Linked DNA regions of Homo sapiens: region 2 is linked to region 1. Evidence: read pairs that join two places in POLR2A ChIA-PET (ENCODE). Cell type or tissue: GM12878. All regions are shown on one strand. Links, peaks and the distances in the headings refer to the core of each region. The heading gives the core; the rest is flanking DNA.

The links. ChIA-PET counts read pairs that join two places held together with the same protein. Peaks named below come from ENCODE experiments on the same cell type or tissue, not always from the same donor. Only the 100,000 strongest peaks of a DNase experiment are listed, where the experiment ranks them.
Region 2: POLR2A ChIA-PET joins it to region 1 with 52 read pairs; 2 of 35 experiments call an interaction of 5 or more read pairs at or near these places.

What each region holds. Positions count from the first base shown.
Region 1 is chr20:6,831,087-6,847,839 of GRCh38, reverse strand. No RefSeq gene overlaps it. Among named protein-coding and RNA genes, the nearest start is that of BMP2, 72 kb to the right of the region's middle. In GM12878, for the core only: no CTCF peak of the experiment used is centred there; a DNase peak (open chromatin) is centred at 9,399.
Region 2 is chr20:6,911,476-6,928,228 of GRCh38, reverse strand. No RefSeq gene overlaps it. Among named protein-coding and RNA genes, the nearest start is that of BMP2, 150 kb to the right of the region's middle. In GM12878, for the core only: no CTCF peak of the experiment used is centred there; no DNase peak of the experiment used is centred there.

The DNA of each region.
Region 1 (16,753 bases), core at 7,177-12,176:
CCCAGCCATCCCATTACTGGGTATATACACAAAAGATTATAAATCATTCTACTATAAAGACACATGCACACGTATGTTTATTGCAGCACTGTTTACAATAGCAAAGACTTGGAACCAACCCAAATGCCCATCAGTGATAGGCTGGATAAAGAAAATGTGGCACATATACACCATGGAATACTATGCAGCCATAAAAAACGATGAGTTCATGTCCTTTGCAGGGACATGGATGAAGCTGGAAACCATCATTCTCAGCAAACTAACACAGGAACAGAAAATCAAACACCACATGTTGTCACTCATAACAATGAGAACACATGGACACAGGGAGGGGAATATCATACACCAGGGGCCTGTCAGGGGGTGGGGGACTAGGGGAGGGATAGCATTAGGAGAAATACCTAATGTAGATGACGGGTTGATGGGTGCAGCAAACTGCCATGGCACATGTCTACCTGTGTAATAAACCTGCATGTTCTGCACATGTATCCTAGAACTTAAAGTATAATTTAAAAAAAGAAAAAGAAAAAGAAACTGGAGAACTGGAGGTCAGATGTATTCTACACCCACCACCTCCCAACTCAAGTAAACTTGCCCTTTTCAAGTTCACTCCTTTACCCTTTCCTAAGGGCAGACTGTTCAATCTCCCACCACTCATGGACCAGTTCAGCCATTCTCCTTTCTCCTCACTGCCTTACAACCTCCTGCAAAACCTCCTTTCCACAAAGCCTCATGGCACTTAATGCCATCATTCCCTGTCCCTCTGCAGGGTTGGCACCTACTGGTTCCTAGAATATTTCCCTCATTCACTGAAGACTTTGGAAATTGGATCACCGTCTTCTTAGATCCCATACCTCTTACCAATTGACAACATCCAAGTAGACAACACAGTCATTATCAGGTACCTATGATTCTCTGTCTCCCTAGATCCAATGACTAAAACTTCTACTGCCTTTTGCTAATCTACTTCTGTAGCCATATCAAATTTCAGCATTGTTCCACTTCCACATTTTTATTTCCAAATACCCTTCTCTCTGAGCACATTCTTCCATCTTCCTCAGTCTTTCACTCCCTCACTCAATATTTTTTTCCACTTCCAACTTACCTATTAACTTCTTATTGTCTGTCCTTTTACTGCACCTCCAAACTCCAGATCAATCCAACCATATGCTTTTTCTCCCTTTATACTCAAGCTGAAAAAAAATACCTTGCCACTTTGCAAATTGGTGACACTATTGAGAAGTACAAGCCTTTGGAAACAGATCTATAGATTTATACAGTTTCCAGGAAACATGATTTAATCCCTGGCCTCTGGCAAGAATTGACTAATTAGCTCAAGACCCCCTACGTCAGTGCCAAAGCTCTTGGGAAGTCAGGCTCAGCCCAGGTGGATAACAGTATTGGGCTTCAGATAACTTGAACACAGTCCAAATTCTCTTATACAATAGCTCTCGGGTTTATTATTTTACAGTTCTAAAATTTTATTATATGCAATGTCATGTAAAGTTAGTGATGTTTAGGAATCTCATTTGCATTTTAGTGGCATTTGTTTGAAAATAGTTTACCTATCTGCCAAGTAATGTGCTTAATGATGGAGTGGAAGGATAGTGATGAAATTCAGGTAAAAGATGGCATAGCCACAGGCAAAAATCACAGCTTCAAAGGGTAGGGAGAAGCCTCAAGTCTTGTAGTTCAAAAATCCTTTTACTTAGCAACATCACTTAAAATAACAAAAAAACAAAACTCCTTCTGGACCAGTATCAACTGCTATCTCTCTCCTTCCAACGCTTCAATTTCAATTCTAGCTTCCTTTGTGTTCCACTAAATAGATCATTGTAACAGCTAATGTATCCAAAATCCTTCTGCCTTAGTAATTTTTATACATAAGTGAAGATTTCCACTTTTTAATGCCATTAAAATGTATATCTGTTAACCATCTTTTAAAATTTATTAAATTCTTCCCTGCCATCTTAAGGATAATGTGTAAACCACATTTTGCTATTTCTTGCATTTGCAGAATCCTCTCTAAAATTTAGTCATAGGATTTGTAATGTCCAATTAGCTGCTCAATGAATTTTTGAGTCTCTCAGGTCTTTGTCTTTGTTCCCAAAGTTGAAGTGGCTAGAAAAATGTCCTATAGATACATTTGTTGCCAAATCACACACACACAAAATATGCTACTATCTCAGAGGTATCAGGACATATAATAACAACCTCTAAATATTTCCCCAAGAGTTGCTCCTATTCAGTGAACACCAGAAGTAGTCTCTGGGATGTATGGAGAGTAACATACTCCACTCAAAAATATAAAAAATAACTCATTTGTAAGTTTTAAACCTTCTCACATTACTTTTGGTTTCAAAGTATGGACTGTTTTGCTCAATGCCAAACTGGCTTTGGTGACTTTACATTTCTTTGCTTGCAGGGTCTGGTGGATAGGATGGGACAAAGGTCAAATGCCTTTAACACTCTGGGTTTCAGTTAACTCAGTTCTCAGGTGAGAACTTCAGCCCTTCTGCTCCTGCAGATTCCAGTGTCAGGTGGTTCAAATGCCATAGCACAGATGAAAGCAGCTTGAACAGCAGAAGGAGCTTTATCCATGAAAGGACAGAGCCAACTGAGGCCAGGGGAGCTTTTGGTGACTAGCAGGAGCATTATTCACATTTTACAGTTTCTAGCCTAGTATGTGTCAGTCACTCGGTAAACATTTGATGAACAGGTGAATGAATAAACGAATAAAGGAGCCCACTTTGATATTGATACAAAGAAACTAATAATATTAAATAATTTTCCCCAAAGCCAGAAACTCCTTTTTGAAAAAATCTAATGCATATTCAAATTGCATTGGTCATCAGAAACCTCTTTGGAAAGCAGAATGGCAAACTCTAAATCAGGCCCATGGGATTTTCCTTAGAAAATTGATCAGACAGTCAGGCGCGGTGGCTCATGTCTGTAATCCCAGCACTTTGGGAGGCTGAGGCGGGCCGAACACCTGAGGTCAGGAATTCGAGACCACCCTGGCCAACATGGTGAAACCCCGTCTCTACTAAAAATACAAAAATTAGCTGAGCATGGTGACGGTCACCTGTAATCCCAGCTACTTGGGTGGCTGAGGCAGGAGAATTGCCTGAACCCAAGAGGCGGAGGTTGCAGTGAGCGAGATCGCTCCATTGCACTCCAGCCTGGGCGATAGAGTGACACTCTGTCTCAAAAATAAGAAAATTGATCAGACAATTGAAATTATCACCTCTGCAAGTCAACAGACTTTCAGAAAGAAACTAGTTTTTGAAAGTGCATGCTCATGTATGTGAAAGTCTAGTTTACCTATCAAGATCATCCTGGGTAGGCATAGTGGCTCACACCTCTAATTTCAGCATTTTGGGAGGCCAAGGGGGAGGATTGCTTGAGGGCAGGAGCTTGAGACCAGCCCTGTCTGTCTCTTTTAAAAAAAGAATTATACATATACACATAAGTGTGTGTATATATATATGTGTGTGTGTATATATATGTGTAAATATATATTCCTTTAGTTATAATACTATACTATTTATTGATGACAGGACAATGTTCAAATATTGAAAAGAGGAAACAGTGTTGACGTTGTCTTGCGAGAAACTGTTGAAGGAATTGGGTAGGTTTAGAAGGAGGAAGAAACAACCAAGGAGAGAAATGGAAACTCCAAATTAATCTCTCTTTATGCAAAAAAAAAGAAATCAAATTATTCTAATGAGATCCAGCAGCAATAAGCAAATATTAGACCCAGATTTTAAGGAAGAGCCTGTTAGCAACTAGAACTGCCTAGAAATGAGACAGGTGCCTTTGCAGAAGGCATCTTCCTTCCATGGTATCAAATCACAAGAGAAGAAGAGCGGCGGGATGGGATTTCATCATACACCAGACCTGCTGACCTTCCTTCAAAGCATCTGTAAAATCTTCTCCCCATTTATGACCCAGAAAATGAAGAGGACCAATGTGAAGGGCTGGATAAGCAATGCTCAGACATCCAGAGTCCACAGCACAGACATTTCTTCATTATTGAAGACTTACCAGGGCTGGATGCAGTGGCTCACATCTGTAATCCCATCACTTTAGGAGGCCAAGGTGAGCAGCTACTTGGGAGGCTGAGGTGGGAGGATAGCTTGAGCACAGGAGAGGTTGCAGTGAGCTGAGATTGCACCACTTCACTCCAACCTGGGCAACAGAGCAAGACCTTGTCTCAAAAAATTAAAAATAAAACTTGCCAGGTGAGAATCAGGTGGCAGACATGGCAGGAACTGAATTCTCCAGAGGGCTCCAGCTTTGCAGTTCACAGCACACAAAACTGGAGCCCTTCTTTGCCCTAAGCACAATAAACACTTATTGAATTAAAACATAGGCAGAAATCAAAGGCAGGCAGAGCGAAATGGTGAGAACTGCTCTTCCAGACATTTCTAAATATGCCAGAGAAACTTTCAACGGCATGTTAGAACTTTATAAATTATGTGTAAACATGACCTCTGAAAAAAAGCCAGGGTCTATGTGGCCAAGAGTGACTTCTTTAGTGAATCATAGCTGGGACAGTAATTTTTGAACTCTGCAATTTTCCACATCTTTTCCAAAATAAGTGGTGTAGTGAAAACACACGATCCAGTGTCCTTCTGCCAGCTTCCCATCCCCTATTACACTTTCTTTTCCTTGTAATAATTTTTTGCCTTGGTTCAGGATATCTCACCTTATCATTCCCATTTTTCCTTTTTTTTTCTCTCCAATCTTTCACTACTAGAACTTCCATAAATCATCAATGGCATTCTGGAGGGAATGGGAAAAGGGGGCAAAATCCTGCTCAGTCCTTCATGCTAATTTTGATTTCTACCCCTGATGTATTGAGTCTGACAAAGGGAAGATAGACGGGCAGTCAAGTGAGAATGTTTAGGCTTTCTTTCCTGAAATATTGTCTTCATGGTATAAATAACTAAAATTTATGTCGCACAGATTATTTTAGGCAATTCTATAATCTGGGTATTAACAGGATTTCTATTTTAAAGATAAGGAAACTCTCCTAAAGTTGCACTCTTAGGAAGTGGGGGAAATGAGAGTTAAACTACATCATGCATTCTGCAGGTCAAGCATTTAATTATTATATTATTTTTCAATCGGCCCACAACAAGTTAAAATTCAGGCTCCTCTCTGGGTCCTCCCAGTTCATTGCCTCTTCTACATAAATGTTGGCAAGTCATTTTTCCACGGACTGTCTTAGAGATCCTCTCATCTCTGGCAATTCTACAACTATGCCTACTCAAAACATTGTATTACCTGTGGACTCCAGAATGGGGGTTCTTTTTTTAAAAAAGCTGTTGTTCAGGACCTTCCATATTATAGTTCCACCACCATTCAAGAGTTACTGTGCCCACCACTTTTTTTTTTTTTTTAATTTGGCTGAACATGTTTGTGAACCCAGATTAGAAATTCATGGCCCGACAAGGTTGTTGTTGGTTTTTTTTAATTGATTCACAAATGTGTTTAATTAAAGAGCAAGAGGGAATATTTGAAATTAAGACTGGCCCCATAACATCTGGGGTCCAATTCAATCTATTCATGCTCTCTAGAACATTCCTCCCACTCTCAGCTACATGTCACTGCTTCTTTCTGTTATTCCTTCTTCCTCTCACACTCGCTTAGGGTCATGCTTACATGCTCAGAGCTTCATATATATTGAAATTACAGGTAAGTGTTTTCCGTTTCCCATGGCAATCCTAAAGGGAAGTTAGAGCAGGTCTTCTGACATTTTCCATTCATTCTCTATGTAGCATGGCATTCAGAGAGTGTTACTGAATAAATAATTTAAAACATCTAAGATAAATTGCTGTTTGGTATGGAGTCATAAAAATTGGTTGCAATTTATTTTTAAAATACACAACTACAGTAATTTCAAGTTTAGTGTTCATGAGCTACACTTTTGATTTTTTAAGTCAATAACAATTTTGAATACTCCTTTCCACAAATCCCATAGAAAGAGTAAAAAGGTCTTGAAATTTTCAATGTTTGGCATTACAGCAACTGCTGAAAATTCCTGTTAGACAATATTCCCTGACTCTTGGATCAGAAAGAAGGGCCAGCATAGCAGGGCATGTCTACTAGGACATCATACAGTTCGTACTCCACAGTTCCTGCTTCAGGATAGCACAAAAGCCCCCAGACAAACAAGCAAAAGTTCTCAAGATTCTTTACTGCCTTTATCTAATATAACCAGCTTTCTGTCATAACTAGATGTTGCCCAGTATGCAACAGGGAGCCATGTTGTCAGACCATTCACAATTTCCTAAACTATCACAAAATTCCCATAGGAAGGAGAGGGCATTTCACATGGTTGGAAGTGCCATCCACGCAGGGGCTCAGGGAGGATAATGATTGCATTTTTAAGGTAGAGACCAGGCACCCATCCCTCCTCCAAATCTCTCTGCCTCCAGCCCTCTATTCTTCCTCTCTCTCTCCCTCCTCTCTCTCTCTCTCCCTCCTCTCTCTCTCTCCCTCCTCTCTCTCTCTCCCTCCCTTCTCTCTCTCCCTCCCTCCCTTCTCTCTCTCTCTCTCTCTCATCTCTCTTTCTCTCAAGGATGCGCTCAGCTCCTGCTAAGGAATTTAAGGAATAACTTTTGGTCCATCCTCAGAGGTTACAGGTGAAGAACAGAAATAGCATGATATATGGGGAAAGTTGGAGGAGACAGTCTTAGTCCTGAAGAATCAGGGAATGCTATAATGTGCCCTGAGGTACAGTCTACAGAGACTACCTTGACAAAGAATTTAAAATAAGAGCTAAAGAGAAATTGGCCACTTAATAATTTGATAGTAACAGCTTTGACTTTGTTTTTAAATATAAGGAGGGAAGAAATAACACCTGAATAAATTTAGTATGCCAAGATGTTAGCTTCAACTCTGACAAAAGGTTTGTGCTTATACAAAGTGAGATTCTCTAATAACCTGAATTTTAGTTAATTATTTTTGTACATTTACAGAGGGATGATGATCAGAGGTAGGCTTCTGTTTTTGGATACTACATTCTGTGGTTTGACATTAAGGGAATGTTTGTATCTGCTTTGATCTCACCTAATTACCCCAAAATTTAGTAGAATTCCACAATTTATCCAAGAATATTATAATGAAGCAATATTTCTGGATATTGTTCGAAGGATCTCATGATCCATCCATAATATTCTAGTAATAAAAGCTATCATTAACTGAATACTTAGTCTAAGCCAGGTACAGGATCAGCCTGTTCTATGTATTATCCTGTCTAATCACCCAATCAACCCTATGATGTAATAGGATTATTATATCCATATATTACAGATGAGGAAACTGAGGTACTGGAAGTGAAATGAATTGCCCAAGGTTGCTGAGCAGAAAGTGGTAGTGCTAGAGCTCTAGCCCAATCACAATTCAGAGCCAACATATACAACTACTGTGTTATTCATCCTTCTCAAATAAAAATTACCAGATGTTTTCAACTGTGGGTGTATAATACCTGCTCCTGGTGAGGACTGGGGCAAAAACGTACTTTCATATCACAGGTGGAAATGTCACTTAATGCAGCTTTATTTAAAAGCAACATGGCAATACTCATTAAAAGTAATAGTGCACATAGCCGTTGATTCTGCAGCCCTTCTCCTGGGAGTCAAATTCTGTGAGTGTAAAAGCATAATCTGCACAAGGATATAATATGAATTCTAATCCACAAGAGGAAATGTTAAATCAACTATGGCATCATTGCACCATGTACTATTACACAGCTGTTAAAAGGAATGGGGTAGATCAACCCAGTCAGTTGACTTGAAGAAATTGAAAGAAAAATCAAAGTGTAATAAATATCTCATTTTTGTTAAAAAAAAAGGGGGGGGTAGAATTTTGGGGGCAGTGAGACTATTCTGTACAGTAATGTATTGGTATATACATGTCATTATACATTCGTCAAACCCCATAAAATATGTGACACACAGAATGAACCCTAATGTAAACTGTGGACTTTAGTTAATAATAATGTATCTATACTGGCTCTACTGGCTCATTGGCCATAACAAATGTCCCATACTGATGCAAGACGTTAATAATAAGGGAAACTGGGGAGCAGGTGGTAAGAGGGATATATGGGAACTCTACTTTCCACTCTACTTCTCTGTAAACCTAAAACTGCTCCAAAAACAAAGTCTATTAATTAAACAAAATTATTAGAGACTACTATATATATTTGGATATAAATTTTAATATGATGAGTATAGAAAAATGTAATTTAAGCTTAATTGTGGGGCTAAGGGAACAGAAGAGGGTGAAAGCAAAAAAAGTTTTTTCCTAAACTTTCCAACTCGCAAGATGAAAACAATAGAAATAGGTATTCTGTGGGCTAATTAGTGTAAACCAGTATGTGTGTTTTAGAAAAACATATAGTTAGACAAATTCTCCTGGAATTTTCCCCACGGACTTTTAGAATCTTTAATTCTAGCATTTTGTAAATGTGCTATTGAGTATCCAATTGTTGTTTTCCCCAACTCACCGTCAAACCATAACAAAAGAATAATAACTGATAAGAGGCTGTCACTAAATGAGAAGTTGGATCTCCCATACTGAGCTTTGCACTCAGCGAAATCAAGGAACTTGAAGTTCCTAGAGGTAGTAACTTCAATCATATTTTCTCCTTTTCTTCTTCATTCCAAAGCCAATGCAAAACTAATAATGATGTTCTACAAGATGGCCTGAGAATTTCTACTGGTGTTTAAGTCATCATAAACTGTAGACTACTTTGCAGTAGATTTCCTTCCAAGAAGATTTTAAGATCTCACTTGGAAAGAGTCTATATCAATCAATCAACCAACAAATCAATCAATCACACACACACACCACCAAGCCAGGAAAATAAAGATCCCCACCAAAAAGTAGTAATATAAATGTTATAATGTTGTGTTATAATATACATTTCAGATGTATAGATACGTATATAATTTAATTCACATATTTGAAGATTGAAATCCTGAAATCCTGGGAATCTGCTTAAATAATGAAACGGAAGTCCCATAACTCTTAAATGTAGCACGCTCACATAGAGTTGTTGGAGCAGGTTTCGCATACCTCAAGGGACAATTTCCAACCATATCCTTCAAGGTGTATTTTCCTCTAATTAAACCTAATCCCTCTTACCTCCTGGTGGCCTGTAAGAGCTCGATTTTCAAGCGTCACCACATCGTCTGGTTGCCTTCTGAGATGTTACAAAAGCAGTCAGTCCCACCCGGGCTCTGCTTACTGAACCCTGAAAAAAGCGTGAGCAGGAAACAGCCAGGGCCTCCTCTACAGGGCTTACGTGATGAAATGCAGCTCACCATTAGTTGCCCCTGCAATTTTCACACCTGGGGCTCTTGAGCTTTGAGGGTGCAGGTGGCCTAATACAGGAGTAATTAGTTCCATGTCATTAATTATTTATATGGAGCTTATCACCCTGGGTTGGCAATTTTTGTTGACTCAAAACTGCAGGTGCACAAAGGAATAGTGGCGGAGGGAAAATGGTGCTCTGTGGGCTGAATATCTTCGAGACTGTCTCCAGGAAAGGCTATGTCATTCATAGCAACCACAGAGTTTTGAGAGTTGACAAGTAATTTTACATGGTGACTCACCATTGCTACAGTTGCAAAGGTAATTCTATTTGACTCACATGAAATTCTGTTTTTAATGTGTATTTGACAGGAAAATAGTCTTCCCATTTTGTTGTTGTCCTTAAAGAAAAGCAGGGAATGAGAATTTACTGCCGTGGTCTTCTCTTTCAGACCTAACTGTTCTTAGAAAATTCCAAGTAGTTTCAATAACACTACTGGAAATTCTCCTTATTAACTCTGCTTTTAGAACCTTCTGGTGAATCTGATTTCAGTACTGCTTGTCAATATATAACTTCGTTCTAACCAACTACAATCCCTAACCCAGGCTTAAACATTTGTTGCAACAAACTTTTCCCTGAACTACCTGGTGCTTTCCTTGTGATTCTAAACTCATCTGCCTCCATTTTCTTGCAGTGATGCTGGTTTTTCTTAAGCTACTATTCCAGCTACTTATTTCTCCAAATGAAAGAAAGGGGAGAAAAAAGAAGAAAATTTTGTTTTCCATACCCAGATTTCTGGTTCAGGATTTTATTAAGCATTTAGAACACAGAACGATTTCAGATCAATTCATGGTAAACTTTAATCTCACTTCTATAGTGGTTTGAAAGCAGAGAATCTCTGAACTAGTATCTCAGTGGGAAAGAATTTTTGCAGTTCAGTCTCTCTTAATGCTTCCTCCATATCAAGGTAATCCTTAAGTCTTCTCTCTAACTCAGTAACTCAGTTCCTTCCACATTCACGGCAGCAAATTAACCATGATCTATTTAAGAAATTGTCACAGAAGCCTTGTGTCTCCCATCTCGGTATTTCTAGCAATCACCAGATGATGCTGATGGCTCATATATTTTGAGTAGCAAATTTCTAGATCATCACGTAAAAGCTATTTCTTCCTTTTGGTTTTGTAGCCTCCCTGTGTTGTCCACAAAGAATGGCCCTGCACCCCCTAATAAAAAAAACCAACCCAACCCCGCATAACCCTACCTTTTTCTGTGAATTTTGCATTTCAAATTTTTCACTTCACACCTCTAGTTTTTGCTGTGAGAAAATTCTGGTGCATATCAAATAAGTTATATATTGAGAAGAAGAGGCGAACATTTACAGCTGCGGAAGGGCATGCTCTCACCTCTGTCTGCCTTTACAGCACGGAAAGGTTGCCTTAACATTCTGTGACAGAGGTTCTCAAAGTGAGAGCTCCCTGTAGAAGCCACGTCAGCATCTCTGGGAGCTTGTTAGATATGCAAATTCTCAGTCCCACCCTAGATCTTCAAATTAAGAAACTCTGGGTTGGGGCCCAGGAATCTGTTTTAACAAGGCCTCCAGGTGATTCAAATGCCAGCTGAAAATTGAGAACCACTGGTACCTACATTGTTTGGTCAAAAATCTTACGAGCTTTGCATTCATCCAATTCATCTTAAATCGTGAATGTTAATAATAAATTAAACTCTGGTTTGGAAGTTTAGAGAGTGCATCTCCACTTCACCATAAACTAGTTTGGTCTAGTTCATACGCTTGTGCAACCCCTTCAAGGGTTGGGGTTTGGTTCTCTCATTAGTAAGATGATTATATAACCAATCCTTTAAGCTAGAAACTCTTGATAGTAATAAAAGGTGCTGTTATAATTACACATGGACAATAGGCGTAAATTGGGACTATCCTAGGCAAACTGGAACATATGGAGATTTTACTCTTTAGGAAAATAAAGATTGGTTGGGACAAGACAGCGATAAGCCTTCCAGGTCTAAGATTTTTACAATGTGAACCCTAAAATTTTTAAGTAGGAACTCATAACTACTGTCTTTATTCGGAACTGCAAATCTAAAGAAGAATTTATCTATCTCTCAATTATGTTATTACATTTTTAATCACCTTGCTTAATTTAAAAGTGCATTTGAAGCTCTAGGATATCACCCTAGGGTATAGGATGATCAGGGTGTAAAAGCTGTCAGTATCAAAATAGAATCACAAATGTTAAGAAACAGACAAACAGAGCCTTTACCTCCCTGAATACACATATACTTCACTATGACATGTGTATTCCCATTACAATGCTGTATTTCCAAATAAACGTCTTCCTTTGTAGAGACCCTCTCTCTTTGTTATTTAGGTTGACAAGGGTGAATTTTGAAAATCCAAAAGTCTCAAAGCCCTGGGTACAAAAAGAATGCCATCTCGGCAACTAAAATATCCCACTAACCATGTGTTACTTGGACTTATTCAGAAATAGCCAGGAGCACAATTTGATCTAAGAGTGTCATGTTCGTGTTTGGTTAGAGGTTTTTTTGGGGTTTGGGGTTTTTTTTCCCTGTTAAATAAGCAAGAGTTATGTGATATCTTGAAAGGTGAGGATATTATGCTCAAACATTTTCAGTGTATTGAAAAGTTTCAATAGACTAAAAAACTGTGCTAATACGAACTCCCCCTTTCCTCCGTCCCCTTCAAAAAAACTTAAATCAGAGAAATGCAAATGACTGTCATCTTGTAGTGTGAACTTTGAACCTAGAAGAATCAAAAAGACAAAAAGACTATTTAGAAAATAGTATCTTTCCTTTCTAGCTATAAACTACAGTGTATGTGTGTGTTACAGATATTGGGAATATTTTCTATTTCATTTAACATCATAGTATAAAAAATTGGTCCTTAAAAATTTATCATTTTCAACTTGCCTTCAGGCCTAACATTAACTTAGGAAAATCTAAAATATATAACTTTTCTTTAGAAAGTTTCGTAAATTTCAAAGTTTTTTTCTTGGTGGTTTTATTTTCCAGTAAGTCTCCCAGTCTGAAGTCCAGCTTTCAAAAATCTATTCCCAATATCTAAACAATAGTTTTAGACCACCGTTATCAGTGTGCTGGGAAATCAAGCAGTCAGGAAGTATTTCACAGGCACCTAATATTTTCGTAATAGTGATCAATAATAATGAAGCTTTGCATTTTAGGTTTCACGTTTTTCCTGAAAACATCTAAAGTATGTTTTTTCTAAACAATGTTGTTATAGAAAGATTTGGTAATTTGTGCTATCAGTTATCCATTGATAATATCCTGTCAGAATATGACAAAATATATTTAGAAAGAGCTCATAATATGCAAAGCTCATAATATACAAAACAATAATATGAAGTAAAAAGTCAAACACAAAGTAATATAGACTATAATATGCAGTGGTAGACATAAGATGAGAAAGAAACATTAAAATATTAACAGTTGGCTGGCCACAGTAACTCAACCCTGTAATCCTAGCACTTTGGGAGGCTGAGGCAGGTGGAGCACTTGAGTTCAGGAGTTCAAGACCAGCCTGAGCAACATGGTGAAACACTGTCTCTGCAAAAACTACAAAAAATTAGCCAGGCATGATGGCATGTGCCTGGAGTCTCAGTTACTCAGGAGGCTGAGGTGGGAGGATCACCTGAGCCCAGGAGGTTGAGGCTGCTGTGAGCTGTGATCACACCTCTGCACTCCAGCCTGGGCAACAATGAGATTCTGTCTTAAAAGTAAATAAAGTAACTAATTAATTAACTATCATTGCTAGTTTTAAGCAATAGGATCAGGCTGATTTTTTTTAATACTTTTCACAAATTAACATGTTTTCCATAATAGCAAATATATTATTTGAGAATAGGGGGAAGAAATCACATCTTATTTTAAAATTGTCTGGCACAGAGAGATGAGAGGACTTCTGAGCAAAGGTGTCATGTGTATCTCATCTTCTATTTAACAAGTGCCTTTGTTCAAATCATCAGAGGCCATGAAAAACTGGGAAACATTTTCTTTCTTTCTTTCTTTCTTTCTCTCTTTCTTTCTTTCTTTCTTTCTTTCTTTCTTTCTTTCTTTCTTTCTTTCTTTCTTTCTTTTTTTTTTCAGATGGAGGCTCACTCTGTCGCCGAGGCTGGAGTGCAGTGGTACAATCTCAGCTCACTACAACCTCCGCCTCCTGGGTTTCAGTGATTCTCCTGCCTCAGCCTCCTGAGTAACTGGTATTACAGGCATGCACCACCACGCCTGGCTAATTTTTGTATTTTTAGTAGAGACAGGGTTTTGCCATGTTGGCCAGGCTGGTCTCGAACACCTGACCTCAGGTGATCCGCCCACCTCAGCCTCCCAAAGTGCTAGGATTACAGGTGTGAGCCATGCACCCGACCGGGAAACATTTCTTAAAGAGGTCACAGTCTTTGTCATAATGTGGCACACTCTGTAACTTTAATATGCACAAATTTCTTGATTCCCAATAAGGAAAATATGAAAAAAGTTAATAAATATGCAAAACAGTCATCTGCATAATGTCATAGGTTGCTATCTACTGAATTTACAAAATTATATATAAATTCACTGACAGCTTCTATTCACTCTTAATTGAGACCTTGCAAATTAAAATTTTATCCTAGGACACAATACTTGTCCGTGCTGATTAATTATAGCTAATAACATTACTTTGTAACCGTATTCCACCACTTTAATTCTCTCTCTAAATTCACAAAAAAAATTTATAAACTTTGAAACTAAACTCATTTATTTTCCAAATTTTGGAAATATGTTCATAAGTGACATGAAGCAAAAGTCTGAGCTCATCAAGGAAGTCAAAATGTTCCAATTCTAGGAATTCAGGTGACAGCTATGTAAACCATTAATTTACAATCCCATTCCCTCCAGGTGTCCGTGAGAAGTTCTATAAAATAGCATGAATGTTTCCAGAAACTCAAGACCTGCTCCTCATTTGCTAGGCAAGAACTACTATAGCAGTAAAGCAGAAAATCTGGTTTTGAAATGATTATGGTAGTGACTAAACAATTCCACATGCTATAAGAATCCCGTTTGATATTAGATGTTACCAAATTTAGTTTCAAGTTAAAGATGATTTTCCTTCATGGTTCTTTTTACTCTGCTCTATCCCAATATTTAATCTCCTCCCAGTGATTCTGTGATCTGGGTCTGAGAAAAGATACATAATTTCATTAATTATGATTTTTAAACTGAACATTGCTATGTGTTCAGCTATTTTTCAAAGCAAAACAACATTTAGAGATCAAATTAAGATCACCAAATTAGTGATCTTCACTTTTTGCCAAAGATGGCAAACTCTCTCCACATCTCCTTGGTTTTTTGTTTGTTCGTTTTTTTTCCCTGAGTCACTCTCTGTTCCCCAGGCTGGATTGCAGTGGCGCCATCTTGGCTCACTGTAGCCTGGACCTCCTGGGCCCAATCAATTTTCGCGCCTCAGCCACCTCAGTAGCTGGAACTACAGGCGCGTGCCGCCATACCCACGTAATTTTTGTATTTTTAGTAGAGATGATTTCACCAGGTTGGCCAGACTGGTCTCGAACTCCTGGCCTCAAGTCATCCACCAGCCTCGGCCTCCCAAAGTGCTGGGATTATAGGTGTAAGCCACCATACCTGGCCCACATCTCCTTATTTTTGATCAAGTAGAAAGTGCTAAAGCATCACGATTATGGCTTCAAATTGTCATTACTTCTAGTAATGCCATTTTCATGGGTAGGTGTGTGCATTTCACTTACCCTCCTTCACAAGTGTTCATCTATGACCAAAGAGTTGGACTTGATTTTTGGCTAGATTTGTCTAATATGTGGACAGTTTGTTAGTCAATCTGTATATTGGTATTATCCTTCCTGGAATAATAGAAGTAAGGCTCAATCTCAGGGATGTTTTGAGGACCAACGATGTCAGTAAGAACATCTAAATCTGGCCTGAAAGAGGTAAACAGTTATTGCCAGTGTACCCTATGTAGACTTCACCATGAAATAATTTTGTGCCTTCTTTTTCAGACAATATATGTTCCTCAGAAGTTATCCAGTCAAAAGCCGCTGCAGAGCAAATTATTTTTCCTTTTACTCTCTTATCAATTAAATATTTCTTCCAAGCGGCAAAAAGCACAAGATCACATCTAGGAAAGCAGTTAACCTCTAAAAAATGGGGATATAAACTATTGTGTGTGTGTGCCTATAAATGCTCACTTTCTTAAAAAACAGTTAAGAAATAGTTTTATTAATCTGGAGAAGAAAAAGCTGAGAAGCAATGCCACTCTTAGCTTTCTTGAGAAAGGATCTTGACATGCGGGGGAAGGAAGAGGTAGATAGCCTCTTATTCCATTACTAGGTAGATCTACAGCTAGCTACAAAGGCTGCCTCCCAAGAGTCAAATTTTAGCTATATGTGAGGAAGAACTTTCTAACATCTACAACTACACAATCATGTAATGCTCTGTTTGGGAAAATGATAAGACTCCGCTGGAGTGTTCAGTCAAAGCCAAATAGCCATCTTAAAGCTGTGGTAGAAGACATGGGGAAGAATCTAGAGCTTCTCACTCAAAACAAGGGAAGATGCAAAGTGCCTGGCAAAAGTTGGTAGGCTTCCTTCATGTAATGATAGCCCAAAAATAGGACACGCTAAACCAAATGTGAGGTGAGTGAAGTAGAACTGAAATCCATCCCTCCTCTCTACCACCAATATTCCTTTGTAAACAATACAAAGCCCATATTTTTGTGACTCAAACATTTTCTGGATGCTTTATTTGGAAGGATCCTGGATAAAGAAGCATGAATATGAGTAAGCCAAAAGCAATCAAAGCACCTGATGTTTACATTGTGGAGTAACACATTTTCAAGGAAGAAACTCATCAGTTAAGATTCCTTGTGATTTGTAATTTGTGACAATTCAAACACAGCTTTGTCTATGTCGCTACAGTTTATTTTCCCATTATCTATAGAAAATAGATCAATAAAATTAATGTAAACAAGAATGAATGTAGCCGGTGTTTCAATTTACTTGAGAACAAATTGTTTTCAAACACATTTACAACAACCCAAATGCATACAAACAGTGTGTTAATTGTAAATGAGTCTTATCTATCCATTCAACTAGCTCTAGCAGGGTGTTTATCTGCAGTGTCTCAGTAGCCCCCTTACTATTACTTTATATTATACATCACTGAAAACAATAAAACTGCATTTTCTCTTAAAATGCCTAAGGAGGGTGTATTTCTTCTGTAATATAAACATATTTTTTGATTAAAATTATTCAAAAGAAAATTAACAGACTCACCTGAAGACATATTCAAATATTTCTAATTGTGCTACTTTTGTAATAGGAGCACAGAATGGGTTATTAATCAACCTCATCAAGTTATAAAATAAAT
Region 2 (16,753 bases), core at 4,746-9,745, 83 kb before region 1:
TTAGGCAAAGACGTCTGTGAATCCAGGAGGCTCCGCAGTGGCTTAACCACTGCGTGATGGCTCAGCATTGTTCTTCCATGTTAGCACAGACTTCTAGAGTCTCCATATCAGAAGAAGGAAACTTCATAGACCCTCCCACTGGAAAGGAAATGCTTCTGCCAGGAAGTTGCACATGTAACTTTCACTGATATTTCATTGGCCAAAGCAACCCACCTGATTAGTCTTCCCTAACATCAAAAGGCAGGCAAGGGCCTGCGTGGTGGCTCACGCCTGTAATCCCAGCACTTTGGGAGGCCGAGGTGGGCAGATCGTGAGGTCAGGAGATGGAGACCATCCTGGCTAACATGGTGAAACCCCGTCTCTACTAAAAATACAAAAAATTAGCCTGGCGTGGTGGCGGGCGCCTGTAGTACCAGCTACTCGGGAGGTTGAGGCAGGAGAATGGCGTGAACCCGGGAGGCGGAGCTTGCAGTGAGCCGAGATTGAGCCACTGCACTTCAGCCTGGGTGACAGAGCGAGACTCTGTCTCAAAAAAAAAAAAAAAAAAAAAAAAAAAAAAAAAAAAAACGGCAGGCAAGTTCTGATCCCTCGCTTGTATCCAGAAGAAGGAAAACTGGAAATATTGAAGTGGCTACTGCATTTATTCTGACTCCAGAGTGATTAGGAAGACACATCACTGAAGACTGGGGGGAAAGCATTTCAGCCAAAGGGAATGGCAAAAATAAAAGCCACAAGCTGAACATGAGAATAGATTGTTGAGGGATGAAGAGGAGAGGATAATGAGAATGGAAGAGCCAAAAAGGATGAAGCAGATGTCTGAGAAAGGCAGCAGGCCACATCATATCCACCTTCTAACGACACGAGGACTTGGATTTCATTCTGTATCCAATGGGAAAGCCCTTGGAGTATTTCAAGCAGAGGACTCACACGATCTGAATTATATTTTAAAATCATACATCCGCTTTTTTTTTTTTTTTTTTTTTTTTTGAGACGGAGTCTCGCTCTGTCGCCCAGGCTGGAGTGCAGTGGCACCATCTCGGCTCACTGCAAGCTCCGCCTCCCGGGTTCACGCCATTCTCCCGCCTCAGCCTCCCGAGTAGCTGGGACTACAGACGCCCACCACCACGACCGGCTAATTTTTTGTATTTTTAGTAGAGACGGGGTTTCACTGTGTTAGCCAGGATGGTCTCGATCTCCTGACCTCGTGATCCGCCCGCCTTGGCCTCCCAAAGTCCTGGGATTAAAGGCGTGAGCCACCGCGCCCGGCCATACATCCTCTCTTAAACTGTCAAAGCCCTCCTTCTCTTTGAAGCTTCATCTCACTCTCTCAGCTGGACTAAGCAATCCACCCTCTACATTCCCTGTCTCCTTGACATTGGCCTCCCTTTAATCAATCACATTGTTGCAGTATAATGATAGGTTTGCCTGTATTTTCCTCATTCAACCATAAAAGCCTTGAGGGCAGGGATCATCTTTTGTTCTTTATATTCCTAAGGCCTAAGGTGATACTTATAATGCTGAATTGTGTTTCTTCTGAGAATGACTAAACTCTGAACCTGGTTCTGGTGCTCAGGATCACCCAGGATGGTGGAATTAGAGAGGAGCAAGCTTTAAGGTCAAGTACGCTGACTAGTAAAAAAGATAAGTACAGAAGTTGTCGTTCAGAGTCGTACACCCAAACCTAAACTTAGGAAAATATTCTTTTTGTTTAAACTTTAAGTTCCAGGATACAAGTGCAGAATGTGTAGGTTACATAGGTACACATGTGCCACGGTAGTTTGCTGCACTTATCAACCCATCGTCTAGGTTTTAAGTCCTGTATGCAGTGAATTGGAAGGGGAGAGAACAGAGTTCTTCCTCCTTGCCCTACTTGTCTGCCAAACCGGTGATGGACTTTAGTGGTTGTTGAGATCATCTGAGGTTTCTAAGGACTACAAGAGCTCCAAGGCTTACAATTTTAAAACCACTGATTCAACTCATCACCTTTATTTCCTCAAATTAAAAAAAAAAATTAAAGAAGAGGGCAATGAGTTGCAAGAGTCACAAAAATAACAACTTGGCTGGGTCATGCCACTCTGACTATGAAACTCAAAATAGTTCTTCTGACCCACGTTACTCTGAGCAGATCTCTCAGGAGTAAAACAGTGTTCTTTTTCTGGGTTCTTAGACTGAAACCTTCAGAAGTGGGAGGCATAATATTATCTGGGCAAGGCCATAACTTCGAAATTCCTCTCATTTCATGTTCTGACAGATCACTTGCTTGCTACCACTCAGGGCACCCATCTATTCACTCAGAATTTTGCCAGAGGCAGGTACCTGACTCAGTTTTCTGGGCTTTTGATTATTCCCAGCATTGTGTGTTTGCACAGAACCTTCCCTAGCAATGAAGCTACCCTCCCATCCTAAGAGTAGAAGAGGAGGAGGAGATTCACAAAAATATATCAAGTTTTCTTTCCCCTTCACAACCCAGGAAAAGTGGGCACTTTTCCTGGTTGCTTTAAATCTAATTGTCTCCAGGCTGAAATTAGAATTAAGAATCGTGCCTCCACGTGTCTGGAGTCAGCCCTCCCATACAATTACTTTCAAGTTGTGCTTACCTTGTTTGAAAAGTGCCTTATAAACAGAATCATATTCTTATATTAACTGTGTTAAAGATATTATCACAGCCATCATCCACATTATCACTTGTAAACTGTTAGATAGTCAAACAGAGACATAACAAAACCTAAGAAGACATTTTTCACTGGTTTCATTTTCTTGAGAGGGGGTGGACTACGTTACTGCCTCCAGCTACTTTACGCTCAACCCTCAATGTGATGTTACCTTGATTCAAAGGAAAGATTTAAAAAAATTGTGTTTTCCATCCAAATATTTTAACTATAAAACCTTACCTCCAGATACATTAATTCAAGTGGAATTTGAAACTTAATGTTTCTGCTTTCTCAGGAATTTTTACTGCCCAGCTGTGATCATTTAGGCAGCCTAGTACTCACTGTTGGAACTCAAACAAAACCGGGGACAGTATGACCCTTTAAAAGATATTTTCTTCAAGTGGATAGAAAAGTCCCCAAATCAAAACAACCCGAGAAGTGAAGGGTCACAAGTGATTTCAAGAGATTACCAAATTCAGCCTCTGTTTTAGACAGGTTGGTAATAGAATCACCAGGACAGAGAGCTAGTCTGGTTTTTGTTTTTGAATTGAACTTTATAACAACTGTGCTCCCTCAGCCACATGCTATATGAAAAATCTTTTCATGCATGTTACATTAACTCCTCATAATGAATTGTCAGGACAATTGTTTTACCCATAGTGCAAGACAGAAAACTCCCAGGGGAGCCTCACAAGGTCCTGTACTTTGCATCATTGTACCAGCTGATTCCTTAGTTGTATTCTTTAACCAGTCTCTCTTCACCTAGTTCAACCTCCTGCTTTAAAGCAAGACTGGAACATGGTTTTCTTTATCAATGCAGCATTTTCTAGAATTGAGAAGACATACCTGCCATTAGTAAGCTGTCAACTCATCCTTATTGTCTAACTTAAACTTCCTACAACGTAGTGAAGCCAGAGCCCAAGCTTTGACACAAGACATCCTCAGGTAGATGTCCTTTCTCTGGCTTTTACCAGAATGTGGGAATTTGACCACATTATTTAATATCACTGAGGTTCGTTAGCACAGTACCTGAAACATAGGAGGCACCCAAAAGAATGACAGGCATTATCATTATGCCTTCAGATATTCTCTTTTATTTTATTTTATTTTGTTTTATTTTTGAGACAGAGTCTTGCTCTGTCGCCCAGGCTGGAGTGCAGTGGCGCAATCTCGGCTCACCGCAAGCTCCGCCTCCCGGGTTCACGCCATTCTCTTGCCTCAGCCTCCCGAGTGGCTGGGACTACAGGCACCCACCACCGTGCCCAGCTAATTTTTTGTATTTTTAATAGAGATGGGGTTTCACAGTGTTAGCCAGAATGGTCTCGATCTCTTGACCTTGTGATCCACCCGCCTCAGCCTCCCAAAGTGCTGGGATTACAGGCCTGAGCCACCGTGCCCGGCCTCTCCTTTATATTTTTTAAGAGACAGTCTTTCTCTGTCATCCAGGCTGGAGTGCAGTGGTGTGGTCACAGCTCATTGCAGCCTTGAACTGCTATGCTCAAGCGATCCTCTCCCCTCAGCCTCCTAAGTAGCTGGAAATACAGGTGCATGCTACCACGGCCAGCTATGTTTTCTAATTTTATTTTTGTAGAGATGGGGTCTCACTATGTTGCCCAGGCTGGTCTCAAATGCCTGGGCTCATGTGATCCTCTTGCCTCCGTCTCCTGAGTAGCTGGAATTACTGGCACAAGCCACCACACTCAGCTATTCTCCTTTAATCTTACACTCCCTGTATAGTTCATGATATTTGTACAATGTTTGATATAAGATATAAGATTTTGAATTTCAAAATCAACTTACACAAATTGCTATTGAATGTCTATATCAGTTGATAACTATATCACTGAAGTAATCCCTTAGCCAGAAGGAGGCAGCCATAAAATATTCTACTTATTTCAAAACTAATTTCAAGGCTGGGCGCTGTGGCTCATGCCTGTCATCCCAGCAATTTGGGAGGCTGAGGTGGGCGGATCACGAGGTCAGGAGATTGAGACCATCCTGGCTAACACGGTGAAATCCCGTCTCTACTAAAAATACAAAAAATTAGCCGGGCGGGCGTGGTGGCGGGTGCCTGTAATCGCAGCTACGTGGGAAGCTGAGGCTGGAGAATGGCGTGAACCCAGGAGGCACAGCTTGCAGTGAGCCAAGATCGCGCCACTGCACTCCAGCCTGGGCGACAGAGCGAGACTCTGTCTCAAAACAAACAAACAAACAAACAAACAAATTTCAACATCATTAATATTTGAAACAGAACTTGAATCTTTCAGGAATACACATATCTCAGTTCTTAAAAAATAGCCTTTTGTTACATTAACGTATTTAAAATATTTCATACTGTTTGTTACTATATTTATAGCAGATTTAGAATTCCATGATTCTATAATGCCTAGTCCTTATTTCCTTTGGTTAAGTTTAGGATGTGGTAGATTATTGTTCATCAAATATTCACTCCCTTTCCCCCATATTCGTGGAAAGAGTGCCATTCTCCACTCCCTTGATGCTGAACTTAACCAAGTTACTTGCTTTGTCCAATGGGATGTTAGTGAACACGACAGAGGAAGAGGCTTGAGCTGTGCTTGTATAATTGGGATTGCTGTCTGGCATTGCTTTCAGTCACCATGAAAATTATAACATGCCCCAAATAACCACTTGTTCAAAAGGGATAAGAGACACACGGAGTACACTTGAACAACGTGAAGCTAGGAACCTACTCTAGCTAAACCCAACATGGACAAACCCAATCTCAACTACCTCATGAATACACTAAAAAGAAAGACTTTACCCATGTAACAAACCTGCATGTGTACCCCTTGAACCTAAAATAAAAATTGGAAAGAAAATAAATAAATAAGAAAGAAAGAAATGACTATTGTTGGATGTCCCTGAGGTTGTTTTTTTTTAAGTATTTTGTTATGCAGCATTATCATGGCAGTAGATGACTGACACATAGGCTTTATAAAAGACCACATATTATTCAAAGCACTCTTCATTGCAAGCAACAGAAACATAACCCAAACTAATCTATGCAAAGAGAAAAATCAGTTAACTGGATCTGAGGGTTTAGGCAAAGCTGAACTTAGATCCCCTTTTAATATAACTCAATTGGTGTTATCAGGAGTATACCCCTCACCATCTCTCAATTCTATTTTCCTCTGGATTGTTGTCGTTCTCAGAGGAGATCCCTTTATGTGGTGACAAAGATGGTCTCCAGGAATGTTAGGTTTACATACTGCTGGTACATCTAATCTAGAAAGAACAGAGCACCTCTTCCCTAAAATCTCTAGCAGAAGCCCTGGGAATGAGGCTCTCTGATTGTATGGTACACCAGGAGCATACTCCAAACTAATCATTCTGGCTGGGGATACAGTGTTCTGATTGGTCAAGTATGGGCCATGTGACTATCACTGGTGGTGGTGGAAGCAAAGAGAGGCTGTAAGTCCCATCCAAACTTCAGGATCTGAAAATAGGAAAGAAATGGGTCCCCAGGGAAAAATGAAGAAACTGTTACCAAAATGGTACACAGAGGAAAAAATAGCAGAAGAGCATGACAGACACAGCTGTATAGTATTTGACATTTTTTCTGCCTTAATGTAAACAGCCACTACTTTACAGCTTCAAAAAGAAGTGCCATCAGCCCTCTTAAGAAATCTCTCGGGCATGCCCTAGCATTGGTTTTAAGCTCTGTGCCTCAGCTTGGCTGCCCTAAAGGACACTCCTCATTTCACTTGTCCTGGTATTTTCCTAGTCTCTTGGCCTATTTGGGTTGTGGTTGTTTGTTCAGAACAGAAGGCTTTAGTTCTCTCCACACTAACCAGAGGGAAATGATCAAACCTAGAAACTAAAAAAAGCTAGAAACCAACCTCTGCCAGTTTTGCATAAACTATCCTAAATGTATAGCCAAATCTTGGATTTAAAAGCTGTACATTATAATTCAGTGTTTCTGTGCTTTTCTGGTCAAGCACAAGAAACAAGTCTCCCTCAAAGCACAGTTTTCAAACCAAGCCTGGATATCAGCCACTAATTTGGTAAAGAGCTATCTCTTTGTGATTTCCCAAGGGTGACTACGCCAATAAGCTATCAAGCTGACCTATTTTGAAAGCAGGCGCGACATCACTTTGAATTAGGAGTGTCAATGCAAACTAGCTTATTATTGTGAATAATAGCCATTGTTAAACTAGCCCTGGGCGAATCATTCTGCACACGTGGATACATACTTACTGCTTCCGTGTTGGACGCCAGTGCAGATATGAGGCAAATGAAAATCACGTATTTAGCAACCAGTTGGTTTCTTTTTGCTGTTTGGCAAACGGACAGTCTTTTAGAGAATGATTGATCATTTTACTCCTAAAGGCAGAACTATATCTTACCCCCTCTGTTGTCTTCATAGTGTCTAGACCAGTCAGTTGTGTACACAATAAATGTAAGACAAATTGAAACTGTCTATAAGGTTTCTGTCTCCACATTCAAAGCAGATGAATGCCCCAGTCCATGAGGAGATGAGCTATGCTTTTTGTTGTTATCAAACTTTTTTCTAAACAAATAAGCAGCTAAATCTAAGCTGTAAAATAATAACTTGTATAAAATACATTTATTAGTTGCAATAAACACACAGGTAATTAGAAGCAAGGCAGGCATCATTTTTAAGTTAGTCCAGGTCCAAACGGCAGGAGGCTAGAGACCATTATGAGGGTTTTTAACCACTCACTGAACTTTTTTAAAAAGGTCCTTACTAAGAACTAAATCGATTTAAAAATAGTGTTATTTTATGAATGAGATTTATATTACCAACTATGGGAAGAAGCAGGAAATATGTAGAGGACCATCCCAAAATTTCACCTACCATACTTTTCATCAAGCACTTTTTAGCATCATTCTCCGAGAATGATTCTCAAGAAGGCTGAAACATAGGCCAAGCCTACAGTATTTTTATTCTACAGAAGAGGAAGATAAGATTATAAATGGAGCAGTAACTTCCCTGGTTATTTAGTGATCAACCAGGTCTAAAGCTTAGGGTTCTCCTAGCCCCTTTTACTCCCCAGGGACTTGACTTCTTCCTTGATAGCTGGTAATTTTCCAGCTGTTACATGATTTTTATTTCGGGCACAACTTTAATAAGTATGAAGTTTGGCTTTTACTAATGCTTAGCTGTTTACAAAGACTTTCACATGAATTATCTTATTTATCAGTCAAACAATTATCCCATTTAAAACATTAACTACATATGAACAAAAGCTCAAGTACAGATATGAATCTGTATATATACACTTACCTCAGTGCTCACACCCTCATTACGGGAGTAGCAGAGTCACTATCTCGACTTTAAGAAATTTGTGACTTCACAAGCACGCTGATTAATCCAGCATGTGAGGCAGGTAAATGCTAACTATTATTAAGACCCTGATTTTTCAGTTAGCAAAACTGACACAGTCAGTTACTTAATTCAAAAAAAAAAAAAAACCAAGATTATTAAGAGTAAAGGAAGGAGGACAGGCTGTTGGCAGACCAATGCCAAGAACACCCCTCCCCAGTGGGACAGGATTGCTGGTTGATCACAGAGACAAACATAGCAGACGTGTCAAAACAGCAGCTGCTCGTAGTCTTGTCACTTCTGACAGCTCAGCTGACATACTCATCTGGTCACAGCAGCAGCCTTCCAGAAGCTGCCCTCTATTAAGTTCCTATTACATGGTACCATGCACTGTGACAAATGTCTTAATGCATTATATGCCATCAAATTCTGTCTTTTTTTTTTTTTTTTTTTGAGATGAGTCTCACTCTGTCGCCCAGGCTGGAGTGCAGTGGCACAATCTCAGCTCACTGCAACCTCTGCCTCTCAGATTCAAGTGATTTCTCCTGCCTCAACCTCCCGAGTAGCTGGGATTACAGGTGTGAGCCACCATGCTCAGCTAATTTTTGTATTTTGTATTTATTTATTTATTTATTTTAGTAGAGATGGGGTTTCACCAGGTTGGCCAGGCAGGTTTCGAATTCCTGACCTCAAGTGATCTGCCCACTTTGGCCTCCCAAAGTGCTGGGATTACAGGTGTGAGCCACCATGCTTAGCTTATCAAATTCTTATGATAACTCTTTAAGTGGATACCACTATTATGTTCATTTTACAAATGAAGAACTGGTAGTTCAGAGAAGTTAAGCTACATGCCAAAGATCACACAGGAAAGTTGCAGAGCTGAGATTTAAATCTAGCTATCTTTGACTAAAGTCTGTGTCTGTCCCCCAGGCCCCGTAAAGTTCACTGCCCACATTTTCTTCCCACTTTCCTCCTTGCTTTCTCCTTTCCACCACCTTGCAGAATCAAAAGATATCATAGAAGCAAAAAATAACTCTTTCTGACAGGGCCTCTTCCTCTCAATATTACTCTGATGAGACTATTTTAACAGAAACTCTGGAAAAACATGATGTCTCATTACATACACTTTACTTCAACTATTAACTCCCAAAGTCAATGTGGTTCACAGCTGGAAATTTAGCATACACAGTAGCTGTCAGTTTATACCTCTAGCCCCTACTGACAATACCACTGTATCGTAATACATGGCAGAGTACTGATATTACCATGGGTTTACTGTCCATATTTATAATTGATGGAAATGGTACATTTCAACAAAAGCTTAGGAAATATAAAGAAATATTATTTTCCCATCTAAGTTCATAGACTCTTCTATAGTCTTGCAAATAAACCAACTTCTCCCACAGATAATAGCAATCTCCATGGCAAGCTGGCCTTTTATTATGACTTTACAGTCATCAGCAAAGACTTAGGCAGGAAAAGTTGTGAGTGTGTGACAGTTTGGAAAAAGGGCTCAATCAATGGCACAGGAGCTTTGCCTACAAGTTCCTCCTATGGAAAGTAACATTGAAATGCGTGAGTATCTTCTAGAATATATGTAAAACTACATTTCTAACACTGCTGAAAAAAAAAAAAAAAAAAGGAAAAGCAGCTTGGGTATTGGCACCAGAAAAAAAAATTGTCCAAAAAGAGGGAAGAAAACGTGAGAAGGCTGTTGTTTTTTGTTTTTTGTTTTGCTGTGAGACTTTTTGTGGGGTTGTTGCTTTTTTTCTTTTTTCTTTTGAGACAGTTTCACTCTGCCACCCAGGCTGGAGTGCAGTGGCGCGATCTCGGCTCACTGCAACCTCTGCCACCCAGGTTTAAGTGATTCTTGTGCCTCAGCCTCCTGAGTAGCTGGGATTAAGGCACTCGCCAACACGCCCGGCTGTATTTTGTATTTTTAGTAGAGACGGGGTTTCACCATGTTGGCCAGGCTGGTCTCAAACTCCTGACCTCAAGTGATCTGCCCGCCTCGGCCTCCCAAAGTGCTGGGATTACAGGTGTGAGCCACCGCACCTGGCCAGGATTTTGTTTTGGTGCTGCCCTAGATGCCCCTGTCTAGTGTAAACTATGTTTTTTTCTTTCTTCCTTTCTCCACATTTTTAAATTGCTATGCAGGTGTTTAGCTCTGGACACAGAACCAACAGAAACAATCAGAAGCTCTGTTAGGCCAAAACAAATTCCAGATTCCTTTTCTCCTCTTCCTTTATACCCCTCCCCTTCTCCAAAATCAAGGACCACAAAGTATCCAGTTGGAAGAATAATTTCCTCTAAGAGCCAAGGTTCTTAACCTTTACTGTTACATGGACTCATTTTACAATTCAATGGAGCCGTTGACTGCTTCTCAGAATAACAATTTTTAAATGCATTAAATAAAATATATAGAATTATTAAGAAAAACATCAATAATGAAATATTTATAGTCTTTTCTTAATTTTATTTTTCCATAAGTTATTGAAGTACAGGTGGTATTTGGTTAGATGAGTAAGTTCTTTAGTGGAGATTTGTGAGAACCTGGTGCACCCATCATCCGAGCAGTATACACTGCACCATATTTGTTGTCTTTTATCCCTCGCCCCCCTCACACTCTTCTCCCCAAGTCCCTGAAGTCCATTGTATGATTCTTATACCTCCTCATAGCTTAGCTCCCACATATCTATAATAATATTTTTAATTGCTGTAGTGAGGCATGTGCTCCCTTACTAACGCTTTAAGTAGAAAGATCTAGTGGTAGGTCTAATATTTACCATAATATCTAAGTAGTGTTGGACGTAAAGCATCTGTTGAGACCAGATGTCTCTACATCAACAACTGTATTGTAATATGTTACAGAATGCTGACATTACCGTGGGTTATTTGTCCATATTTATAATTGGTAGAAAAGCTATATTTCAACAAAAGCTTAGGAAATACAAAGAAGTAATGTTTTCCCATTAAGTTCATGGACCCTGCTATAGTTGGAATGTCCCTTCCAATACACTTTTTGAAACTCAATCCCCAATATGCCAGTATTGAGAGGTAGGGCCTTAAAGAGGTGATTGGATCACAAGGGCTCAATTCAATGAGAATTGAATGAATCCATCCATTCATGGATTAATGGATTAATGAGTTATCATGAAAGGGGAACTGGTGGTTTTACAAGAAGGGGAAGAGCAACCTGAGCTAGCCCATGTGCACAGTCATCCTCCTTGCCATGCAACCAGCAAGGAGGCTCTCATTAGATGCGGCCTCTCAACATTGGATTTATTAGCATCCCTAACTGTAAGAAATAAATTCCTTTTCTTCTGGATTATCCAGTTTCAAGTATTCTGTTATAAGCAACAGAAAATGGACTATTACAAACTCCTTGACTTCGATCCATGGATCCCAAGATTAAAATCCTTTTCCTAGAGGCATATATACTGGTTTGAAATCACCCTTAAATTTTTACACCTCTGCACTCTCTGCCTTGTCTCCTTAACCTGCTGAGCGTCTCTCACCAAATGAAGAGCTTATGCTTGATATCTGAGTTCCCAGCACCTTTCAGAAAGATTGTTTTAAAGGCACCTTGAATATGGTAGAAATGTTAGGAAGCCTGAAACAGTAGAGATTTTGTTTGTCTTTTCTCCAGCTATTAAATTTAAGGCTTTGGAAATGGAAGTTGTCCTTCAAAGGGCTTATGGAGAAAGGATTTCATCTGTAGGCAACTGGGCTGGAATAAACCAAACTTAGGCCATGCCTATATAAAGATTTTAGTGCAATTTAAACTTTGAAAAAAAAAAGAAATATGCAGAAAAAGATGTTTTAAAAGGCCATGAAAATGGCAAAGAAAAGGAGAGAAAGAGATGGAAGAAAGATAAAAGGAAAGGAAGAGAAAACAGAAGATTTTTAACAAGATTCTCAAAAGCGTGGCAATCCAATGAATATTAGAAATAAACTAGAACCTCGTTGTCATTGTGACTTTAGTTTTGGTCATTCAAACAGCTCTGAATATCAGCATTCAGTTTTCCAAAATGACAGGCTTGGACTTCTGACTCCTTAATATCAAGACGACTGTGCAGAAAAGCAACCATCACTCAACTGACAATTACACTCCTTATCTCAGAGGAGTCCAGAAAATTCGGGCAACTTCAAGTAAAGGGTCAGCTCTCAAACACAGTATTTTCCAAAACGACTATGACTATCTTAAACATATATATAGCTATGCAAATTCCACGTTTCCTTTCATGCTATTTTCAGATTGTTTTTCAAATTAAACATTAGACTCTGCAGCTCACAGAGGATGTTAGATTAAAGGGCCGGTTGCGTTCCACAAGGTTTGGGTTTTCCGCATTTGCCTAGAAATAGATTTTCTCTGGGTGGGCCAGGTGAAATGCAACAAAGTTATTGTTACCTCACTTCCCTTGGCTTTTTGGGTGGAGAAGCCAGATGAAAGAGAAAAAGAAAAGAAGAAAAATAAAGGAGCGGCCAGAGAGGAAGAACAAGGAGAGGGAGATGCCATTTTGGACTCAGTGAGGTCAGATGGATCTACCACCAGATTTTTTGTTGTTTAAAGAACAAACAGAGAAGAGGTAAGAAAAAAATATGTGGCTTACAACAATGATAAAAGCAGAAATATTCGCCTCTCACATTGCACATCAGTGCTGGTTTGCCCAAGATGCTACAAAACAAGGGCAAATAGACCCCAAGCATCCAGGTCTCATTTGATTCTGTCCTGTGAAGCAGATGGGCCTTTGGCTGCATTTAATTCATTTACACAACAGTGAGCCTTGGCTGAGAGCTAAAAGAGAAACGTTAGGCGTGAGTGCTTAATTTTATACCCAAAATCATACTTTTTAAAAGGCACCGTCTACAGATTCTTCATTAAATTATATAACCTGGCACAACAAGTTGGTTTTCTTTAATTTAGAGTGTACCCGCAGATTTCTTCCCAGCCAGAGGAGTATGCTAATTACGTGACCAATTCAGTTACTGAAGCACACCATGCTATTAGCAAGGGGATTGAAGAGCAGTTTTGACAAGCTCAGAGCCTGTCAGGGACATGAACTTAAGGCCTTAGGCCAACATCTGACTCTCTCCTGCCTCTAGCATCTGAATAATCCATATTTTTACTTGGGGCGGGGTGATGTTTACATATTGCACAGATCTTATTTTTAGCAAACTTAACAATAGCTGGAAAAGCAGCAAGGGCCTTGCACCTCTGCAGAAAAGCAGGACTTCCAAAAAGCCATTCCCTCCGTCTCCTGTTATAATTTATGTTATGATGAAGCTATAGATCAGTCATCGTGCCCGTTAATTTTTTTTTCAACAGCTATTACCTCTGCTAGCTTTGCTTCAGGCTATGTAGTGCAAACACAATTGTTATCAAGGAATGAATTTTGGGGATTCACAGCTTTGTCACACTGTTTTCTACAGGAAGATGTTGCCAGAAGAGAATTCTCCGGGGCTCACACCGTCTACTCCCCTCTTCCTTCTCCAGCAACAACAGTGAAAAGTCTGCATTGGCATCCTGAACATTGAGCTCCTGATGTTTTTTATTTTTAGAGACAGGGTTCTCACTTTGTCACCCAGGCTGGATGGCAGTGGCAGGATCATAGCTCACTACAGCCTTGATCTCCCAGGATCAAGCAAACCTCCTGCTTTAGCCTCCTGACTAGCTGGAACTACAGGTGCACATCACACACCTAGCTAATTGTTTTAATGTTTTCAATTTTTTTGTAGAGACAGGGTCTTATTATATTGCCCAGGCTGGTCCCAAATTCCAGGCTGGGCTCAAATGATGCTCCTGCCTCAGCCCCTCAAAGCACTGGGATTAGAGGTATAAGCCACCACATCTAGCCCTCAATCTTTTCATAGTCAAATACAGATGCTCAATAGTGATGGTGAGCATTTTTTCATATGTTTATTGGCCATTTGTATATCTTCTTTTCAGAATTGTCTATTCACATCCTTAGCCCATTTTTTTTGGATGGAATTTGTTTGTTGTTTTTTTTTTTCAACGCTAATTTGTTTGAGTTCCTTATAGATTCTGGATGTTAGTCCTTTGTCAGATGTATAGATTGTGAACATTGTCTCTGACTCTGTGGGTTGTCTGTTCGCTCTGCTGATTGTTTCTTTTGCTGTGCAGAAACTTCCTATTTCATTAAGTCCCACCTATTTGTCACTGTTTTCGTTGCATTTGCTTTTGGGTTTTTTGGCCTTGAAGACCATCTTACTCCTTAAAGACTGGTAATAATCAAAAAATAATAAATGTTGGCAGGGATGTGGTGAAAAGGGAACATTTTTACACTGCTGGTGGGAATGTAAACTAGTACAGCCATTATGGAAAACAGTGTGAAGATTCCTTAAAAAACTGAAAGTAGAATTACCATTTGATTTAGCAATCCCACTACTGGGTATCTACCCAGAGGAAAGGAGTCATTATATGAAAAAGATACTTGCACATGCATGTTTTTAGCAGCATAATTTGCAGTTGCAAAAATATGGAACCAGCCCAAATGCCCATGAATCAATGAATGGATAAAGAAATTGTGCTTTATCTACACCATGGAATACTATTCAGCCATAAAAAAGGAATGAAATAATGGCATTTTCAGCAACCTGAATAGAACTGGAGACCATTAATCTAAGTGAAGTAGCTCAGGAATGGAAGACCAAGCATCATATGTTCTCACTCATAAGTGGGAGTGAACCTATAAGGATGAAAAGGCATAAGAATGATCCAATGGACTTTGGAGACTTGGGGGAAATGGTGGGAGGGGGTGAGGGATAAAACACTAAAAATTGGGTACAGTGTATACTGCTCAGGTGATGGGTGCACCAAAATCTCACAAATCACCACTAAAGAATTTACTCATGTAACCAAACACCGCCTGTTCCCCAAAAACCTATGGAAATAAATATATATATATAAATGCTCAAAATTAAATTTTATAAAGACCCCAAATGAGGACATTATCCTGGGTTCTCTGGGCATCACTCACTTCACTTCCATAACATATTTTACAAACCTCAGAAGCTAGAACATAGCTCTTCACCATTCCCCCCCACCTCTCAGTGCCAGAGTTGTTTTTTCTCCCTGTCTTAACCAGCGTCCATAATCAAGAATGGGTTTAAAGTCCCAAGCTTGACTATACTGAACTTTGGGATCACCTGGGAAGCTTTAAACAATACTCATGCCTGGTACCACTGCCTGAGGTTCTGATTTAATTAGTGTTAGCAGTTCTCTCTGCTGAGAACTTGACAAAATAAATCATTTCAAGGCTACTTTTGAAAATAATGGTAAAAGATTCCTGTTAATAGCATTTCTGGGAATTTGAATGGGAAAAATGAGTGTGTTCGTGGTTAGGAGGAAGTGAGGGTGTGGTTGGAGGTCACTTCCCATTAAAGTCCTTACTGTTTCAGCCACAGAAACAAGTCATATAGATATATATTTTCTTTAGCTGTTCTCTGTGCCTGAAAAGCTCTCTCTCCTCTCATCCCATCCCCACCCCAGGCCTTCTATCTCACTTCCTCCAGGAGGACTTCCTGGTCTCTAGGACAGAGCTGGACCCCTGCTATCCCACCTCCTGTCCCTTTGGGCTTCTTCTTTAGAATACATGCTGCAGAGTTGCTTTTATCTATTTGTCCCCTAGCCTATATGTACCACAAGTGCAAAATGCACACCTGTATTGCTCAAGGTTGTGTCTGCGTAGCCTCGCACTGTGCCTGTAACATAGTAAATGCTCAATAAATATTTGTTGAATGATTGAAAGTAGATCCTTATTTACTTCTTCCAATATTTAGATTTAAAATATCTTCTTCTAATGGCCATGAGACACCAGCATCTAAAAGATCCTGTATTCCAGGGGTGGCAATACATTTGCTCTTTGGTTTCAAGGGCCCAACTTTTGGCCTTCACCCTTTCTGTAAATACACTGGGTGCAGGGGGAGATCATCTCTGGGAATTTGCCTCATCTTGGGATGAAAAGAGCGCTGGTTTATATCAAGTGGTGGAGCTCAAGCCCTGCCTCTCTCAAGATAGTCTATCCGGAGGGTTTCTGTGACAGGTAAACGAGAAAGCATATTGAAGTCTATTTAAACAGCAACATGTTGAGTAAACTGTGCTAGCTGTCATGCTCAGCACTAGAGTTCAGCTCTGGAGATCACCTCAGGAACTATGACCTTCCAGCTATTAATTGCATGTCTCCTAACCTGTTAATGTCTACAAGCAGGTGCTTAGGGCTATCTGCACATGGAAGAAACTGCCAGTGTAGGCTCACAATCGGAAAGGCTTAGCTTCTCCATGAGTCTATAAATATAAAATAAATATCCTGTCTTACTTGAGATTACTTCTGGGGTGCATTTCACTTAGTACGTATTCCATCTTGTAACTATTTCTTTTACTGGCCACATCAGCCCCTGCCTTTGAAATACCTTCCTTCTGAATTAGATACATTCATTGTTTACCCCTTCCTGTATTGAGCACGTTTTTGGATTATTTTTACTCCATCTACAAGCTGGGTCTGCACAACAGCTGGCTTTGGAGGTGTTCATCAGAATTTTGTCCTTTTTTAGGTTCAAATAGAAAGAGTGTGTCTCTTAGCAAAGTCAAAGTGGTGTGACATCTCTCAGAGCAGAGTAAGGAGTCATGATACATGTGTAAATTCTGAACCTCTGAAATTTTCTACAATTCTCAGTTCACCTCACTTCTCCTCCCACTCCCCATAAAGTCTCTCACTGTAAACAGAGCCCTTGACTACCATTTTCCCTGCTCTGTGTGTGAGCCTAGCCAGAG